3 separate regions of the Homo sapiens genome follow, and all the other regions are linked to region 2. The links are chromatin contacts, found by Hi-C or POLR2A ChIA-PET in ENCODE. All regions are on one chromosome and are shown on one strand. Each heading gives the region's core, a stretch centred on a gene start or an enhancer-like site at or near the end of the contact. The rest is flanking DNA. Distances are from core to core; before and after follow the strand shown.

Evidence for each region. Hi-C counts contacts between places; a loop is a spot of excess contacts on that map. ChIA-PET counts read pairs that join two places held with the same protein, here RNA polymerase II (POLR2A). Pooled maps may share reads with other maps.
Region 1: a loop to region 2 is called in a pooled map, with 2.4 times the contacts of the local background. The contact joins two enhancer-like sites. A Hi-C loop is called at or near these places in 4 of 50 pooled maps. POLR2A ChIA-PET finds 5 or more read pairs at or near these places in 2 of 52 experiments (activated B cell and activated T-cell).
Region 3: a pooled map shows a loop between it and region 2 (2.5-fold over the local background). The contact joins two enhancer-like sites. A Hi-C loop is called at or near these places in 3 of 37 single-sample maps with no recorded cell type and 3 of 50 pooled maps. POLR2A ChIA-PET finds 5 or more read pairs at or near these places in 4 of 52 experiments (GM10248, PC-9, activated CD4-positive, alpha-beta T cell and 1 more).

The regions. Positions count from the first base shown.
Region 1 is chr6:7,153,017-7,155,787 of GRCh38, reverse strand. All of the region lies in intron 1 of RREB1 (ras responsive element binding protein 1), which reads right to left. Among named protein-coding and RNA genes, the nearest start is that of RREB1, 46 kb to the right of the region's middle. Within about 2 kb of position 1,332, at least 5 of the 41 ENCODE cell types and tissues checked have a DNase peak (open chromatin) inside an H3K27ac peak, as active enhancers do.
Region 2 is chr6:6,929,412-6,932,113 of GRCh38, reverse strand. No RefSeq gene overlaps it. Among named protein-coding and RNA genes, the nearest start is that of LINC03055, 45 kb to the right of the region's middle. Within about 2 kb of position 1,429, at least 3 of the 41 ENCODE cell types and tissues checked have a DNase peak (open chromatin) inside an H3K27ac peak, as active enhancers do.
Region 3 is chr6:7,072,591-7,075,306 of GRCh38, reverse strand. No RefSeq gene overlaps it. Among named protein-coding and RNA genes, the nearest start is that of RREB1, 34 kb to the left of the region's middle. RefSeq lists an enhancer at 1,408-1,647. Within about 2 kb of position 1,371, at least 5 of the 41 ENCODE cell types and tissues checked have a DNase peak (open chromatin) inside an H3K27ac peak, as active enhancers do.

The DNA of each region.
Region 1 (2,771 bases), core at 83-2,582, 220 kb before region 2:
ATTTAAAAGGATGCAAGTTCTTAATGTCACTTGGAAAATCCTTTTCAATCAGTTCAAAATTCAAAAGATTAAATCACATCTAACTCTATCTGGATTTCCCAAGTGCAAGGGGAGGAAACTATTTTATCAGGTTTCTTGGAAGGGAAAACACATTTTCTCTATTAAAACTTAAGTCCTGGCCGGATGCTGTGGCTCACGCCTGTAATCCCAGCACCTTGGGAGGCTGAGGCAGGCCAATCACCTGAGGTCAGGAGTTCGAGACTAGCCAGGCCAACAGGGTGAAACCCTGTCTCTACCAAAAATATGAAAATTAGCTGGGTGTGGTGGCACAGGCCTATAATCCCAGCCACTCGGGAGGCTGAGTGAGGCAGGAGAATCGCTTAAACCCGGGAGACGGAAGTTGCAGTGAGCCAAGATCGTGCCACTGCACTCCAGCCTGGGCAACAGAGCAAAGCTCTGTCTCAGACAAACAAACAAACAAAACAAAACTGAAGTCCAGCTCATAAAGACTTCATAGAAACCTTCTTCAGACCACCTGATGGAATCAGGCCTCAGATGAGCATCTCAGGGCAGGCAGATGGATGATGGAAAAAGACCAAAGAAGAATCAAAAGGGAGGGTGATGAGAACAGGGCCTTTCTTCTCATAAGCCTGAAAATTACACATAGGTTAACTGAAGAAAATATTCTTCTAGTGCGACTGAACTATCTCCCTCTGAGAAACCACTTCCCACTAGGCCCCTTCGTTCCGCCCCTAACAACCCCGTTCTATTTATTGTTCAGTTTTAAATGACTGGGCAGCTGCTGCCTAGCCATGCCCCTCTAGTATTGACCAACACTGTCACCAGCACCCCCCACACGTAAACCACCAACGAATGAAGCTCGTGGTAAGGGGGCTTAACTTGGAATGTGAACTGTCACCAGCACACCACACTTCCTGCGAACTCTGACAGACTGTCTCCATTCAAGAAAAAATGAAAAGACTACCTTAAGGCCCGGTGGGTAACCACCCAAAGATGAACAAGCGGAATTGCATGGTAGTTAAGGAGTAGGCTCTGGAACCACATCGCAAATCCTGCCTCTACCACTTGCCAGCAGTGGTAAGTGGCCTGACCCTTAGACAGTTAGGGAACCTCTCAGTTCTGCAATTTCCTCATCTGTGAGATGGAGACAATAATAATACTGAAATCATATGACTGTTCTGAGAAATAGATTAGTCAAATCTATAAAGTGCTAAAACCTGTCTGGCACACATGATACCATCCCTCAGTGCTTTTTATTATCATATACATGCTCACACCTGAGCACACATACTGTACGTTCACATTAGCAAGTGTCTATTAGTCCTTCACGTCCCCAGTGATGAGTTCAACAGGTGCTACAAACATTGTACTCCCACTGGGCAGTCATTTTCAAACTTTAGTATGCACCTGGAGAGCTTATGATAACAGATTTCTGGGCCCCACCTCCACATTTCTGATTCAGCAGGGCTGGAGTGGGGCCTAGGAATCTGTGTTTCTAACAAGTTCCCAGGTGATGCTAATGCTGCTTGTCTGGGGACCACACTTTGAGAACCAAAGTGTCATTATGTTCTAGGCTTCAGGCCTAAGCTTCATCTAGTTTATGTGCATAGAGAACCTTATGGAGATGAAATGGAAAAGGAGAATAAAGCAAAGATGCTCACTGCTCAAAGAATATCCACATATTCTTCCATATTTCCTGGCAACCGTATACCTTTGTGGTCAGGCAGGTCACATGACTAGTCCTGGCCAATGAGCTGTGAGCACAAGTACCAGCCATCACTTCCAGACTGCAGCCTTTCAAAGTCAGTATGTAACCCACTAGCTCTTTCCTTGTGGTGGCAACCTGGAAGCATGTGTAATGACAGAGTAGCTATAAGACAAGAGCAGCCTGGATCCCTGGGTTACCACTTGTAAGGGAGCTATACTAGAGAGCTGCCAGACCTGCAGAGGATTCTACACCAACAAGCAACGGCACTTTATGGGTTGAGCCACTGGGATTTCAGGCTTTGTTTGATACTTCAACATAGCTTCGCTTAGCCTGACTTCATTATAAAGAGGATGCCCACATCATCAGTCTTAAGCCCAACCTATCAAACAGATCTGAGATATTTTATAAAATCAGCCAGAATTTCTACCCTACTCTCATTCACTTCTATTCACCAAAACAGATGAACTGTTTTTAACCTCCTATTTTCGGTCTGTTTCTCACTAACTAAAAAAATTATTTACTGCAACATGATTATGTACTAGTTGCTAATAATTTAGAAAGCTCAGTCCGCTAAAATGTATTAAAAATGTGAAAAGTAAATACATTGGAGGATTTGTGTGTGTGTGTGTGTGTGTGTGTGTGTGTATACCACTACTGGAATCCCTTGACTTTAATTGAGTAGGGAGGAGCAAGAGTAAAGGGTTTCAATTTTATTTATGTAATCACGTGTGGACTGATAACTTGTTTTGCCAAAACAGGAGAAAGTGATCTCTTTAAGGGCATCAGAATTTAACCACAAAGCTACTTTTTTTAAAAAAAAATAATAGTTCTACTAATCTAGGAACATTTTGCAGTTTAACATGTAGGTAATGAGCTGTCAACAGTATACAACTTACCAGACTGTGGAATGAAACATTAAAAATATTTTCCTCAAAAAAAAAAAAAAAAAAAAACCCTCTCACAAAGATTAATACCTCCTTCACTGTCACACACACACACCAAAACACATTACAATCCAGAACACCTCAATTAACAACTTAAG
Region 2 (2,702 bases), core at 180-2,679:
TAATAAATACCCCAGATCTGTTCAATTTTCTTTCTTTTTTTTCACCCTATTACTACAGACACAGTGTTAACAATTTTCTTATTTCTCAAGCACCTACCTGATTCTTTGCCATTCCAAACAATTAAATATTTTTATATCAACATTTGCCTTTCTTGCTCTCTTTTTAAAACTTAATACCCCGAACCCCCTTTAAAACCCTCTGTGCCTTAGTCTTGCCACACAGACGAGAAAAGCGCCAGGTTCAGAGACTGTGCAGGATAGGAACAAAGCTGTCTGCTGAACCATCTGCCTTTTCTTAGCTGTAGAAAAAGAGAGGATTTACAGGTTTAGAAGGAGATTATTTTTCACAGCTTCCAGGCTACCAATATTCTATCCTTGTTTGCAAAATTCCCCCCACAGGTTGAGCAAGTCACTGTGACCTCTACAGAGAAGAAATGCCCCTGAGATGCACTCTCATTTGGAAAGATTCTAAAAAATACAGTTTGGAACTTCCGGGTTTGCCCCAGCCATGTGCAGTCCTGTTTGTGCTTCTCTCCTCCGTGCTAGGAACCTCCACCTTGACTCCCTATTTCTAGCAAACAGAAGGACCGCTGCTGCCTTCCATGAAAGGCATTCTATATCAGAGAGGGGCACGGAGGAAAGGGAATAAAACAAAAGTGAAGTCAATTTGCATTCAGATGTTGGCATTAAGTATTAATAGGGCTTGGGGTGAGGGTAGTTTCTCTTTTATTCATGCTCAGGTTGCCATGGCTGTCTGGGTTTCCAGGGATGGCAGAGGGGGATGGTGAAAAGGAGGAAAGGGCTACTGAGCCTTCGTGGAGCTGTTCAAGGTCAGAGCCTCACCCTGTGCCCTGACACTGTGGCCCAGATGGCTGAGAGCGAGTTCAAGGAACTGAAAGATGCAGAAGTTTCCAGCACAACCAGAGAATATCTGATTGGCTTCTCTTTAACTGATAAAGACCCTTGTGCTTTAAAAACAATACCCTGGCCAGGCATGGTGGCTCATGCCAGTAATCCTAGCACTTTGGGAGGCTGAGGTGGGAGGATCACTTAAGGCCAGGAGTTTGAGACCAGCCTGCGCAACACAGTGAGACCCCCATCTCTAAAAATAATAACTAACAAAAAATAAAAAAAAACAGCAATAACCCAAGCTTAGGCTCAAGAGGGAATATCAGCAGAGAGATAGGAAAGTGAAGAGTGGTACCATGGGATGGCCCAAGTTCAGATACCCTTTGAAGGCAGGGCTGGAGACTGTGTTCGATTGGGAATGGGAGAGGCCCTGTCCTCAGCCTGTGGAGCCACTGGCCCCTGTGCTTTCTTGTTCTAATTCACAGAACCAGGAAAGAGGAGAGGGTGGGATGGGAAGGGCTGGCACCCCTGCTGCATCCACCTCTAGCCTTTGGAAGGCGATCAGGAAGCTGTGCTGATGGTACTGGACGGGCAGCTGCTGACTGAGGAAGCGATGGCTCTGTGCCCAAGGTGGGCTTTGTGACCAGGGGAAGTCCTTTCCAGAGGAAGCCCTTGAAGCCAAGTATCCTATAAGGGGAGGATTCTGTGTCTTCTTTTTCTTACTTTCCTTTTTTGAGAAAGCCTCTAGACTCGTACCACCCGAGTCACTGTTTATTTAGCGCTCTTGCAAGGCTGGCTCTTGTCACCCGTGTCTGAGCCTGTCCCTGCATTAGCCTCTTCCAGGGAAGCCTGGAAATTTCCATCACTCCTCTCTAATGCAACCCTACTCTGCCCCAGCCAGACTGCCCTGGGAATGTGTTAGCTTGACAGCAGAGAGCAGTCGTTCTCATTCTTGACTGCTCACTTGAAGCACCTGGATGGATTTTAAAAGTTCAGATGCCCAGATGATACATGGTGCAGTCAAATCAGAATCTCTAGGGGTGGATCCCAGGCTCGGGAGTTTCTAGAACTCCCCAGGGTGATTCCAATGGCTGCCAAGCTTGAGGGTCAGCATGGGGCTTCTGAGTGCATCCAGATTGCCTGGACTCGATTCTCATCTCTGCCACTGGTACTAGTCTTGGCCCAGTTATTTTCCACGTCTGCCACAGTTTCCTCATCTGTAAAATGCAAATCATAACGGTACCAATAGCATATAGCATTAGTATGAGGATTAAATAAGTTAATATGTGCTACGGGCTTGGAAAGTGGCTGGCACAGTCAGTGCTCTAAGTGTTTGCCGTGTGTGATGCCAGGGAGCACATCTTAAGAGGGACTTGGGCAAGAGGAACAGGCAGGGGACAGAACCTGAGGATGTGTCTCACGAGCAGAAGTGTAAAGACCTGGAGGTGTATTTCTCCTGGAAAGGAGGAGGCTTTGTTGAGATAGGATGGTCATCTTCAGATTCCTATCAGATGGGAAAGAAATGACGCTTGTTCTGCATGACTGTGGAGGAAAGAACAAGGATTCAGTAGCGAAGAGTTTCCAGCAGAGCCATTCATTCACTCTGCAGTGAGATGGACAGTGTCAGGAGGAGTGACTTCCCAGGCTCTGGGATGTTCTAGCAGCATTGCGTCAGTTTTTGGTGGAAAGGTTATAGGAGGAATCGGAATGGAACGGAAGGACTTTCAAGGCCTTTTCTAGCCCATGCCTTGCATGTACTGAGCAGTGCTAAATGTTAGTTGTTATGAAATGCTGTCTTGAAGTGGGCAAGGCCTGGCAGGGGATGGTGGTGGAGGCTATCATTGAGTCTAAAA
Region 3 (2,716 bases), core at 122-2,621, 140 kb before region 2:
GGGCCCATTTGTGCCAGAGACTCCGTTATTTTGTAATTAACAAATATCGTGAATTTGCTTTGAAGATTGTCAAAGAACATGACAATTCTGCCTCAGGTGTTTGACTCAGGGCAAAGCATTTAAACTCTATGTGCCTCAGTTTCCTTTTCTATAAAGTGGGACTAACAATAGTAGCCTACACATAGGTTTAAATGTGAAGTGCCTGCCTGACACATGGCACTTAATAAGTGTTAGCTATCTTATTTCATTTATTTTATTTATTTATTTATTTATTTATTTATTTATTTTATTCATATAGACATGCGGTTTCACTATGTTGCCCAGGCAGGTCTCAAACTCCTGGGCTCAAGCAAACCTCCTGCCTCAGCCTCCCAAGCAGCTGGGACTAAAGGTGTGCGCCACAGCATCTGGCATTAGATATCTTATTTTAAACCTGGTAAAAAATGTTCCATTAGGCCAGGCGCAGTGGCTTATGCCTGTAATCCCAGCACTTTGGGAGGCTGAGGCAGGTGGATGACCTGAGGTCAGGAGTTCGAGGCCAGGCTGGCCAACATGGTGAAACCCTGTGTCCACTAAAAATATAAAAATTAAGCCTGGCACGGTGGCTCTCACCTGTAATCCTGGCACTTTGGAGGCTGAGGTGGGCAGATCACGAGGTCAAGAGATCGAGACCATCCTGGCCAACATGGTGAAACCTCGTCTCTACTAAAAATACAAATATTAGCTGGGCATGGTGGTGTGCGCCTGTAGTCCCAGCTACTCGGGAGGCTGAAGCAGGAGAATCGCTTGAGCCCAGGAGGCGGATGTTGCAGTGAGCCAAGATCACACCACTGCACTCCAGCCTGGGCAACAGAGTGAGACTTGGTCTCAAAAAAAAAAAAAAATTTAGTGATAATGTAGTGATGGATAAAAATCTGAGCCCATAATACCTTCATCATTGTTAGTAAGTCCTGTTTGACTGTCAGCACCACCAGGGAGTCAGGAGACTCAACTCTCTACCTCCTCCTCTTCCCACTGTCTTATTCCCTTAGTCTAGATCAGGCCCTGGAATCTGCATTTTAAATATCTTCCTTGAGTGAGTTGGACACAGGTCGTCACCAAACTGACACACATATGAACAAAAAAAAAAAAAAAAAAAGAAAAGAAAAGAAAAAATACAGACAAATATAGCCCTGGAACTTAATGAGGGAACTGGGCCAAATCTTGGGTGATTCCCCTCTCCCTCGAAGAGAGGGATTTATGGTTTAGGTAAAAACCATTAAGAACACATTGGTTTTTTTCATTGGTTTCACTTTGAGTTTCTGCCTCCTGCAACCCAAAACACAATCATACAGAGCTTCGCAGCGTGGGTCTGGGCCCTGCGTGAGCAGGGCCACGTGACCGAGACTGCCTGTGCTGAAGAGCTGAAAGCAGAGGAACACACAGGCAAGGGGAACCTACAGATATTTCCCCCTTTACTTTCTTTTCTTTTTTTAAAAAAACTATAATCCCATAGAGACATATGTGACAAGTCTGACAAATGGACAAAGGAATGACGCTTGTTCTCATTTAGAAAAAGCTTGCTGATGCTGGATGTGTGTCAATGCACAAAGCTGTGGCTCGAATAGCCAAGGACATAGCATGTTTTTTTGTTTTTGGTTTTTTTGTTGTTTTTTTAATAGATGAGAGCTTCCTATGTTGCTCAGTCTAGTCTCAAACACCTGACCTCGCCTTCTTATGTGCCAGGACAACAGGCCTGAGTCACCGTGCCTCCTGACATAGCATCTTTCGTACAGGATTTAGGGAAGCATGAGAGCACTGGAAATAAAACCTAAATGGTGGGTGAGCTATAGGTAAACACTGAAATATCATGATCTTATTAAAAAGAAAATAGTGAACCCAAAGAACCTGATATACAAGAGAAAATGAACCAGGCTGCCAAAATCCTCTGTTTCAACAACAGAAGTCAATGGGATACAGTGGTTTAAAATCATGTAAAGTGAGTAAAATGTTCAACCCTGTGAGAACAGAGCAGTAATCGTGATGGGCCATCAGCCAGATAAAAGTGTCCATATTTCTGGTCCCAGGCAGTATCTCTCTCTCTCTCTTTTTGTTTTGTTTTGTTTTGTTTTTTTTTGAGACGGAGTTTGGCTCTTGTCGCCCAGGCTGGATTGCAATGGCACAATCTCGGCTCACTTTAACCTCCACCTCCTGCCTTCAAGCAATTCTCGTGCCTCAGCCTCCTTAGTAGCTGGGATTACAGGTGTCCACCACCACGCCCGGCTCGTTTTTGTATTTTTAGTAGAGATGGGGGTTTCACCACATTGGCCAGGCTGGTCTCGAACTCCTGACCTCAAGTGTTCTGCCCACCTCGGCCTCCCAAAGTCCTGGGATTACAAGCATGAGCCACTGTGCCCAGCCTCCAAGCAGTACCTCATGCAACACAAGTATTTAAGTATTTATCAAAGATGGTCATAATCAGCTCTTAAAACATACTAACTAAACACAACACTGTACACAGAAACACTTAAAAATACCACTTATAAGAGCATCAAAAGTTTTAAGGTATTTTAATATATTTTAAAAGTTATATATATTCCTATATATTATATGATATGTAGGAATATTTACTATACACTAATACATATGTAATATAATATATTCTACGTATGTAGGGAGATGTAGGAATACACACAGTTGCAGCATTTCAGTCAACAATGGACTGCATATATGACAG